2 separate regions of the Homo sapiens genome follow, and region 1 is linked to region 2. The links are chromatin contacts, found by Hi-C or POLR2A ChIA-PET in ENCODE. All regions are on one chromosome and are shown on one strand. The core of a region is the stretch at or near the end of the contact, and the rest is flanking DNA. Distances in the headings are between cores, read along the strand shown.

What was found. Hi-C counts contacts between places; a loop is a spot of excess contacts on that map. ChIA-PET counts read pairs that join two places held with the same protein, here RNA polymerase II (POLR2A). Pooled maps may share reads with other maps.
Region 1: a loop to region 2 is called in a map of endothelial cell of umbilical vein, with 7 times the contacts of the local background. The contact joins two enhancer-like sites. A Hi-C loop is called at or near these places in 7 of 168 maps with a recorded cell type or tissue (cardiac septum, endothelial cell of umbilical vein, heart left ventricle and 1 more) and 7 of 50 pooled maps. POLR2A ChIA-PET finds 5 or more read pairs at or near these places in 1 of 52 experiments (PC-9).

Annotation. Positions count from the first base shown.
Region 1 is chr4:124,059,118-124,064,751 of GRCh38, reverse strand. The region is part of intron 2 of LOC105377407 (a long non-coding RNA gene); the gene reads left to right. It also overlaps the pseudogene PPIAP76. Among named protein-coding and RNA genes, the nearest start is that of LINC01091, 410 kb to the right of the region's middle. Within about 2 kb of position 4,356, at least 16 of the 41 ENCODE cell types and tissues checked have a DNase peak (open chromatin) inside an H3K27ac peak, as active enhancers do; they include endothelial cell of umbilical vein and heart right ventricle, where a contact is called at or near this core.
Region 2 is chr4:123,985,286-123,990,879 of GRCh38, reverse strand. No RefSeq gene overlaps it. Among named protein-coding and RNA genes, the nearest start is that of LINC01091, 340 kb to the right of the region's middle. Within about 2 kb of position 4,344, at least 14 of the 41 ENCODE cell types and tissues checked have a DNase peak (open chromatin) inside an H3K27ac peak, as active enhancers do; they include endothelial cell of umbilical vein and heart right ventricle, where a contact is called at or near this core.

The sequences.
Region 1 (5,634 bases), core at 3,107-5,606, 74 kb before region 2:
GACCTATGGTCAGGTATTGCCTAAAACAAACACTAACTTCTTTTGACAGCCTTGAGATTTTCAGACAGACTGAAACTTGAAATGGGGGCTAGGTTGTTCCAGCAAAGTGGCCTTAAGCTACCGGAAGTTGTGTTAAAATTTGGTCAAGTCTCTTAGTGTAGGGGTTCAAATGGGATATTCATGCAGAGAGTTTTTGCAGTTGTCAAAGCAAGCCATTCAAGGAATATCTATCCCTAGAAAGTGCTGTCCTTCATTTGTCTCTGCATTCACAAGTTGGAGAACAGTGAGAATGGTCTTCAAAGCCTATTGTTCTAGGAAAGCATATTTCTGAAGGAGCAGAGAATCCTGCTATCCTTTAGAATGTACACCCAGATTTTGAAACAGCTGATTTCATATTCTTTTATAAAAACTTAAAATTAATTATCAGTAATATTTTATCTGGGAATAGTGAGAAAGCATTACCGAACCAACCAGTAGAGAAAGGAAATCCAATGCAGAGGGCTTATAGATGACCAAAGTGACAGAAGATGCTTTGATTTGTATCTGTAGTTGCCAGGATAATAAATCTTAACATTTATCTTAACAACCCTAACATTTTGGTTGATTTCTTTTCAAGAAGCCATTTATCATTTGTACCTGTTATCTACCAAATTTTCTTTTAGCACATGCTTGCCAACAGTTTAGTGTAATGTCTAATTCTGAAGTGTTGGGATTCAGCTGGTGTCATCTGAGTCCCACACACTACCTTGGCCATAATATAACATGGGCGATCTATTAACCATTCGTATTCAGAGTTAGGGGTCATAGGAAATATGTGGTAGGCTATGACTCTTTTAATACTCTATAATGCAAGAAATTAAACTTGTCCTTTTTCATTTCTTCAAAGGCTGGGTTTAAATTAAATCTTAACCAGAAAATTAATATAAAGCTGATAAAATGTGGAACAGTTCTGGCAAAAATTGAAGGAGATATCCAGATCCTACTTACTCATCAACAGAGAACACCCCTCTCCCTATGGAAATCCATCATACAATTCTGTAAACATATAAGATTCTGTAGAAAACTTTGCAAACTACTGGTTAGGTGAGAACCACTAAGTTTCACTGTGTGTAAAGGCACACGGGGCTGATACCCAGCAAGGGCAGAGACCTTCAAGCCTGGTATCCTTCCAAGGCTATGTTTTCCCAGAGAAATGCCTCCCAGGCTGCAGACCCAACATCTTTGAGGCTCTATGCCCTGAAAAGGAGCCCTGAAGTCATCTAAGGTTTCCCAGCTCTAAAAGTTTTCCTCTTTGGATTAGGCCCTTCACCTAAATTTAGTGCTGGACCATTCATAAACTTTCTCTCTATTATATTCTCTACTTGTAAATTCCTCAGTATGCAGTCATTTGTTGATTAAATAAATGTTTAAATAATGTTATAACACTGTGATAGACTCTGAATGTTTACCTTTCATATGAACATTGGAGCCTCATTTAAATATACCTGATGGCTATAATTTAATGTATTTCATACTTCAGGAACTTGGTGAACAGACTGTTCAATAGATCTTCTTTTTTGTTATTTAGTTTTTGTTTCAGAATTATAAACTTAATTCTGCAATCCAGCTAAGCATGGAAGGGAATAAGGAAAATATGGAAGCCAAAGGGACTGCAGTGAGAGCACAAAGATTCTAGGACCCTGCGAGCAAATGAGGTGGAGGGGCGCTCTCCTGAGTTGTAGAAATAATGATTTGGTGGTTAAGATAAAACACAAGTCAAATTTATTAGAGTTGTCCACAGTCAGCAATGGCGATCTTCTTGCTGGTCTTGCCATTCCTAGACTCAGAGCGCTCCATGGCCTCCACAATATTCATGCAATCTTTCACCTTGCTAACGACCACATGCTTGCCATCCAACCACTCTGTCTTGGCAGTGCAGATGAAGAACTGGGAATCATTTGTGTTGGGTACAGAATTTGCTGTGGACAAGATGCTAGACCTGTATGCGTCAAGTTGAAGTCCTCATCAAATATCTCCCCATAGATGGACCTGCCACCAGTGCTATTATGGCATGTGAACTCACTACCCTGACACATAAACCCTGGAATAATTCTTCAAAAGCAGGAACCCTTATAACAAATCCTTTCTCTCCAGTGCTCAGAGCACTACATATTTCTGCTGTCTTTGGAATTATTTCTGCAAACAGCCCGAAGGAGTTGGGGCCCAAGGGCTCACCAGGGATGGCAATGTAGAAGAATACGGTGGGGTTGACCATGGCTGGTAACAGGGGACTCTGGTTGGCCAGTGGCATCGGTAAAGCCTAGATTCTTCAATAAATCTTACATTTTAAACACAATACTACTATTTTAGAAGTACAGATGGTCACTGACTTACAATAGTTACTATTTTTCAACTTTATAATGGTGAAAAAGCAAAATGCTTTCAGCAGAAACTGTATGTTGAGTACTTATACAACCATTCTGTTTTTCACTTTCAGTATAGCATTCAATAAATTACATGAGATATCCAACAGTTTATTATAAAATAGGCTTTGTGTTAGATAATTTTGTCTAACTACAGGTTAATGTAAGTTTTCTGAGCTCATTTAAGCTAGGCTAGGCTAAGTTATGATGCTCAGTAGGTTTGGTGTATTAAGTGCATTTTTGGCTTAAAGATAGAGACTTAACCCCATCAAGTAAAGGGGCATCTGTATACAAAATCAATTTTATAAAAAGTATCATGAAAGAGTAATATAGCAAAGACATAGCTTATTTTTTTTTTCAGAAAATGAAGAGATTCTATTTTAACAGTCCTGAAGATCTAATTGTTAAAGTATTCTTCATAGCTTCCCCTTACTGAATCAGAACACCAATATTCATCGCTGTTTAAAAGAGTCAAATCTGTTTTAAACAAGTTAACAAGTATTAAAGGAAACATGCATATTATTTTATATTATTTTATACAATTTGCAAGTATACAGATATTCTTATGTGGGAAATACAGCTACCACATGCCCTGCTTGTATATCAGATAGAGCTCAGAATAGTTAAAAATTCTGGTAAGTTCACTACAGTTCAAATGAAAAGGTCTAAGAGTCTTATCCAAGCAGCTGTGGTTCCTATTTGAATTTTAGCCTAGATTATTAAAACCTCAAACCACAAAATCCCCCTAGGAAATCTTGCATAAGCATTGTTCTTATTGAAAAAGCCTGGGATCAGAAAGGAAACAAGAGGTTTATGCTTTAGTTGGCTTTAAAACATCAAAAAACAAGTGGTCAATTCTCCTTCAGATGTGTGTTCATAACCCCTTTTAGAGGCAATGAAAATTATATGTGTGGATTTGGGGAGAATACCCCCAAGTAAGCAAATTAAGAAATGCCAAGAACAACCAAAGATTTTGCTTCAAAAAAATTGGCTTAAACCACAGTTATTTAAAAAAATAATTTTATGCAATATGTCAAGTAAATATATTCATCTGTGATAGAATTTCTGTGACCAATTTGCAGGAAATATTTTTAAAATACCTTAACCATATTTCTTTTCTGATTTTGACTAGAAAAAATACAGTTGCTAACCTATTTTTTCAAAAGCCATTGTTTATGTTTCTCTGAATGAAGCAAATATCTCATAATTCAAAAACTGGTTATTTTTCTACCAGGGCCTGATGGGTACATTTTCAATTTGCTGCTAATGACAGAGCATGTAAAATAGCCTTTTTGTGGAAAGAGCTTCTGAAACGGTAATGTTTTAGATATAGATTTTTATCACCATGAGAGGAGGTAATATTCTTGAATATCACTAAGAATGCATCTGATAGACAGTATTAATTTAGCAGAGGACGTAAGGAAGGGAGGAATGGACAGGGGAGTCATTATTTTTGAGGAAGTGGGTAGGGAGTTCTGCCGAAAATACTCCTCACTGTATCCAAACCACAAAGGTTTACTAAACAGAAATTTAAATCAAAAGGCAAACAGGATGTTCATCTGGGACACATATTTGGACACATACTTTTAATACCACATAAAAGCTGCACCAGCCAGATGTGAAAGCAATGAAATTTAAACAAAAAAGCAAACAATAAAGTAAGAAGTGAAATTGGATGATAGCCCTCAACATAGAGCACTTCCTCAGTGAAGTGACTGGATCACAGACGGTGCAATTGACTCTGAGGAAGAGGTGGGGCAGGTTCTGCAGGCCTGTGTTTTCTCACAATGGAAGAAGTAAAATAGCAATCTGGTTTCAGGAAACAGTGAGCTTTGGCAGCCTCTGCTTTCTGGTTTCTTACATTATCTATTTTAGACTGAAGTGGAAACTTATTAAAGCCAGCACTTTAATATCAGATCAGCTGCAGGAAGGAAAACAGAGAAAAAAGTGTTGGTACATATTGTACCCTGAACATCATGAAGCAAGAAATGAATAACAATTTCTATGAGCTATCTAAGGCTAGTCATTCTATCACAAATACAGAATGATAATGTCATGACTACTCAGAACACTTAAGAATTTGGAACTAGCAAAGTCTTGTTAAGACAAGAAAAATAGGAGAGGTGATAGTAACATGAAACTGTTGTATTTTTCACACAGTTGGAAGAGAAATTTTTAGGGTATCATTTATTTATTTCCAATATTCTTAATTTTAATATTTTAAAACTACAAATGAGAGGTAGTTAGGCAGCTATAAAAGTCATTACTTCAGTTTCATGTGTCCTAAAATAGCAAATTTTGAGCATTTAAATTCTCCATACTTTTTTTAAGTAAATAAAATTCTCATAGTCCCAAGCCCAATGTAACAGTCTCTGGGTCTCTTCTCCAAGTTGTGATCAACCCTGACAGATTCTATCTACCAAATTTCCAAATAAGGTGTCTGTTACATCTGAATTTTTATATTGAACATAACAGTCTAAAATATGTATAGGCCATTTTTAATTTTTCCCTCTGATAAGTTTTGGAAATCAGGAATTAAAACTACTAAGTGTTTGATTGCTTCAACATTTCTTTTCTTTAAGCTTTATTCTGCTATATTCTTAAACTTAAGTTGAAAAATTCTTAAAGTAAATGTTAGAAGTTATTTTTTTATATTGACCCAATCAGATGTTTAATATCCTGTGAAAGGAAGAAATATGTTTGGGAAAGGATCAATATAAGACATAATTATTTTAGAGAAGCTGATTATTGATATTCAGTGTTAAATAATATTAGAAGTAATTGAAGTTTGCATTATTTCTCTAAAAATTATTGCTTGTTTTGTATAACTTTTATTTATTTTTGACATATTTTTGCTTTTCTAAATAAAATAGAGATTGAGCTGCCATGGTTTGTAAAACAACCATAACCATAAAGTACTTTAAAACAGAGCAGTGAATGAATACTGATTTAAACCCAAGATAAACATGGTTGCATTTTCCTTTATTTTCCATTTCATTAAAATGAATATATAACATTGCTATTCATTTTCATTCATTCAGTTGATTTATCATGTATTTTTCTCATAACAATTTGTTGGTCATTTTTTGGAACCCAAATTATTTAAGATATCATAGGTTTTATTTTCCTTTAATGCTTTTAAGCTTTGCCTTTCAAAAGTTAATGTATTTATTTGTTCTCAAAATTCAGAAGTTTATAGCAAGTCTTGTCATATTAAACAGGTTGAAGAGGC
Region 2 (5,594 bases), core at 3,095-5,594:
CTTGGGAGCAACCAAAGCAGACTTGAGGTGAGGATCAGAACAGAGTGTATCCTGCAAAAAGATGCTCTGAGGGGAACTATGTTCCTATGAAAAGAAGAGGGCATGCTGTTTCTCATGAGAGTTTTTTTTTTTTTAAAGAATCGGCCCTTATCTCTGCCTCCACAGATTCTTTCACTAGGGGTCTGGGTAGGTTGATTGAGGCCAGGAGAGTGCTAGCACTTGAAGTTGTGGTGAACAAAGAACACAGAGACATCCTCAAGGGACCTCAACAGGATACTGACTACTTCTTGACCAATACATCACCTTCCCCAATAGAAAAGACTGACACCTTTACCACTATCCACAAGGTGGCTGCCTCTTCTGCTTCCAGGACTAAGCCCAATGAATAGGTACAGAATAACTGTAATGACCCTAAAGGGACAAAGTACTTAGCAAAAGGAAGAACAAGCACCAGACCCAGAATAGGCGTCTCACAGTGAAACAGCACTGTTAGAGGAAAGAGAAGACAAGGGGCCCATGAAATAATAACAAAAATACAGAAGTTCATGATAGTGCATGCATACACACACACATACACGTTACAACTTTTCTAAACTTAAAAAAATAAGATTCTTTTTAAATTAAAAAGAAATCATGGTGTATCGAAGAGGAAGGAATTACAATGAAACTGAATGATCAGGTAGTTCAAAGGTCTGGTAATATAGAATAAGAAATATAAATAAATGGCAAACATACCAAAAACATATTAGAATTGTAGGACAGATTCAGGAGGGCATGGAGACTATTGATAAATACTCACAACTGGTACAATTGACAGAAAGATAAAGCACAGAAGCCAAAACTGCTTGGGTAAATCAAACAAGTTGTTTCCATCTAAAGTGTTCAGAAAAAAGGCAGAAGAATTCAAATACGCAGCAGCAAGATCAATTACACTCTCCAAGGGAGGTGCAAATATTCTGGCCTCTAAGGTCTACAGAGTTGCAGTTAATAGCCCCCAAGTAAATCACATTCATTGTCCAAGATCATACCTGTCCCCTTTTAAGTCGGCCTTATGTGTACATAAGCCTAGATCATTCCAGGATGGTATCTTGTCTGGAAAACTGCTGGGGAACTCTCACCTAGGCCAAGTGTATGTCATCAGTCTTGAGGTATGCAATGCACAGTATGATTGCTGGGGCACAATAAAGAGCTTGTCATGCATCAGGTGCGAGCTCCACAGCCTAACACAGCTTGATTCAATTACCTTCTTGCTATAGGGCCTATCTTGCAAGGAGAACTAAAATAGGAATATAGGAGTTCCAGAAGAAGGAAAAATGACAGATGTTGGAGAGGAAATCATTGAAAATATAACGTTTTAAAATTCCTTTGAGTAGCCTCTTAAAATAAAAACTTTAGACAAATTAAATTTAAGAATTTACTTGAGCAAAGAACAATTCATGATTCAAGCACTGCTTAGAACCAAGAGAGCTTCAGAGAGCTCCACCAAAGAACATGGGCAGGCAGTATTTATAGACAGACAAAGGAAGTGATGTAAAGAAACAGACTGATTGGTTATAGCTCCGTGTTTGTCTTACTTGGGCATGGTGTGATGAGGCATTTGTCTGATATGGACATGATCTAACCAGCTGGTAGCCTATGATTGGCTGAAGCTCAGCTGCTGTGATTGGCTGGGACTAAACTATTTGTTATAAGAATATATTCAAGTTAGGTTGCAGTTTGTTTGCATACTAGGTTAGGTTGCAAGTCACATTACAAAAGCAGCTTTAGGCCAAATTTAGTTATTTAACAAGAGGGATGACTTGAATTTTCAAATTAGAAAGGCTCACTGAGTTCCAGGAAGGTCTCTGAAAAAAAAGACACATGTTAATATTGCATATATCCTGATAAAACCCTGAATTCCAAGGAAACATCGTAATACGCCTCCAAACATAAAGAAGTGGTTATTTACAAAGGAATACAGAAAATAATATTTCACATTGACCTTATCTGCAATACAGGAAATGAGAAGAGAATTGAACATTTGGCAGCATGAAAAAAAAAAAGATATGTATCAATATCCAAGGATTCAAAAATGTTTTTAAAACAGTATACTCCATTGGAGATAATTGCTAGATAAAGGATTCTAATCAAACAAAAATAATAATAAGTAGAACAGAAACCTCAATAAAGGAGAAAATAAGAGGAGAAATTATTGAGGGCACAGATTTTGAAATTAGGGACGACCCCATTTAACTAATTTGGGGCCACTGGGATATAAACAAATGAAATGTGTTCAACTTTTCTCTTAACTCTTTTTAGAGAAATGTGTTTGCCCTGGGCTTCATCTTTCATTCTGCTAGATGGCTATAAAATGGAAAAATTAGAGAAACTTTGAAAGTCTTATGTTGAGGATAAGAGAGTTGCTTCATAAGCCATGAGCTAATCATATCTGGACTATTACTTGAAAGATAACTAAACTATACTGTTTGATTCTCTGTATTTAATGTCTCCTTGAAACAGCAGCTTAGCTCAACTAATATACTATGCTGAAGCATATAAAATTGCTGATGTTCAATGTGTTAACCTTGGCAAAATGGCAATTTAAATTTCTGTATGTTAAACTTGAAAAGCTCCTGTATCTGTTCTGGTCTCACTGTTTTCTTCAAAGAGACTTTGAATGAGGCCCTACAGCATGAGGCCCTACATTATTCTTTCAATACAGGAGGATTTCTTTGTAAACAAGAAGTGAGTAAACAAAAATAATGGTGGAAAGGAGAAATAACACAGTCGATTATATTCCGTCAGAGGGTATAAGGAGGGTCGGGCTTTGAATATTCAGAGGACTTTGTTTTCTCATATTTGCTTCAAAAATAGGAGAAATTTTTTGCAGGTATCTTTGTGTTGTCTGTTCTTCCTTCTTGTTCTGCTCTTGTGGTTTTTTTCCCCTTTGTATGCTTTGATTATTTTTTCAAGGTGTTGGGGGTTACTTATTTGTAACCAATTTTGAAGCCTAAGGTTAAGGCAGATGCCTCCAAAAAACATTCACGTTTGTTTCTGCCAGGTACCTGGAAACACTACCAATCATTTAAATAATTAAAGAATTGCTGAAAATTAAATCACAGTTTACACTGCATGATAAATACAGATAGTGTTAATTGTTGTTATAAATCCATGAGACAGCTGGCAGTCATTACAACATCTCAGGAAGTTGTTTTTTCCTCTAGCTTGGCTCAGGGTTGAGGCCAATTTCTTTGCACTCTTCTGGGGTGAGACGGATGGGGATAGTTTAATTCCTGTTCACCTTTATCCTGAGGATATAGCTTTTTGCTACTTCAGCTTTCAGGGAAGAGCTGCTACTTGACTCCTCGCCCTGGGCAGACCCTGAGCCTTGACTTCAGAACTTTATGTTCTAGTGGAGACCTCAAAACTGAAGGTCAAGTTTACCGAGTTCAACAAAGGCTTTCAGGATAAAAATGGCTTCAGTAATTGCCTTACTGCTCCAGGTTCCCGCTTTTTGTTAGAAGTTGTCCTGTGAAGCCTTTTAATGTTCCCACTTATTTGGTGCTTTCAATAATTTTTTGAAAACTTTTACCCAGTATTTCTTATTTGTTTCCAATGGGAATGTTGATTCAGATCACCTAATCAGCTATATTACCAGAAATAAAAGTCATCAGTAAATGTAAAATAATTATTTTCAACTATTACATTTGCAAAAGTATTGTGGAAGTTAGAGATGGATGTCTCTGGCACATTGATGTTTACACCACTTCACCTGACCATGCCCCTCATTATTTTATTTATATCATCTGATTCACATGGAGACTCATGAGCCAACTTGAACATGTCCACAAGGTTCAAATAGTATTTTTGAAATTAAAATTCTTGGGTAAGCACTCAATGGCTCTTGATTTCCAGACATTTTATTGGATACTTGAACTCCTCTACTCTACATCAAGACATTTCTTTATTTCATATCAAACCAAACCTCCAAAATTTGTCTCAAATACTTTTTGATTGATGACTGAAATCTTTCAAAGACAGGAATTTGAAAAAACGCACAAAGTAATTATAACAGGAAGAACAATAAAATGAGAACACATCTCAAACTATAAGTACAAAGGAATGTAGATCCTGGTCTCAAAAATATGTAGTACAAAGTTAAAATATTAGTCAAAGATCAGGAATGCAAAACAGTCTTGTTGTTTCTGTGAGTACAATGTGAAAGTTATAGTCTTTGCACAGCCTTTTTCTTTCCTTTTTCATTAGTTCTTACTTTGAGAGAATGTACAAAAGAAATTCTTTGCTCATGATGTCTACTTCATGGACTGTTAAGAGCATTGGCATCACAGAGGCAAAACGTACTATAAAACATTCCTTTGTATTTTACATAGTTCCATGGGAAGGAACTTATGCAAATTATAGTCACAGACAAAACATATCCTGGTGACATCATGATTTCACTGAAAACTTTCCAACACTAAAAAAAAAACATTGTTTTTTTTCCATCATTACCATCCCCACCAGTGGCAACAGGCACATCCAGCTGTTGTTTGTACAGAGAGAAGGCTGTTGAAGCCCCGCCCTATTTTTGCTGGTCTCATCCTTCAGCATATTTTCAGAATGCTAAAATTATTTCCTCATGTTATGACCAAGGCTGGAGTTCTTTGTTCTATAACTTCTTTCTGATTAAGATTTTTCAAGAAGTTATTAAGAATAATAAACAAATAATTCAGAGCAAATATTAAGGAATACACATATCCTTGCTTGCCATCCTGACAAAATACTAATCAGCTGCAAGCTGTTATAAAAATGAATACATAATTAAAATCATAAGCCAAATAAATTAAAGCCAATAAGAATTTCATCATAATAACCTATATCAAATTCAAAACAAGATTTTTAACTGATTTTGGTAGGAAAACCAAAAATGTCACACTTCCTAGCTTCATCATTGTGGTTTTAAGCAGAAATTATTTTGGCCAGGCAGGTTAAATATAGTGAATGCAATTATTATTTTCTTCTTAGAGGAAAATATTGGCACCAGTGCCATCATTATTATAGTGCCTAGTAACAAAATCTTCACCACTTCTGCCAAAAACACTGAAGAAAGGTAATGGAAATGCAGAAAAGTGTTTTCTGAATATATATAGGGCTGGTATTTGGCACTATACCCTCCAGGCACAGAAAGTTTCTGCGATCCCTAAAGCAGGAGACACAAGTGCCTAATATAGTGTTGGGTAATATTGTTTTACCATATATCTTGTCACATGGATAAATCATTCACCCTTAATTTGAATATGTAGGATTATTGGAGAAAAAGATTGCTATGTTATCTCATAGTCATCTTTTTGCATAGTCAAAATCTCTATCTGAAAATAACCATGAGTCTGATGCCAAAATATATTTTTCACTAGACATGTATTATATAGCAATTAATTGGGCTAAAATTCAGAAGGTGAATTTCTATTCCAAGCCTCTTAATTTGCTAATTTCTTTAAATAACCATCACAGTGATAACTTAGTAACAATGTGTTGAAGCTGAGTTAGAAGACTCAGCTTCAGGCGGAAATACTAAAATATAAAATAAATAAAAGCAGGGCTTAATCCCTGGTGTT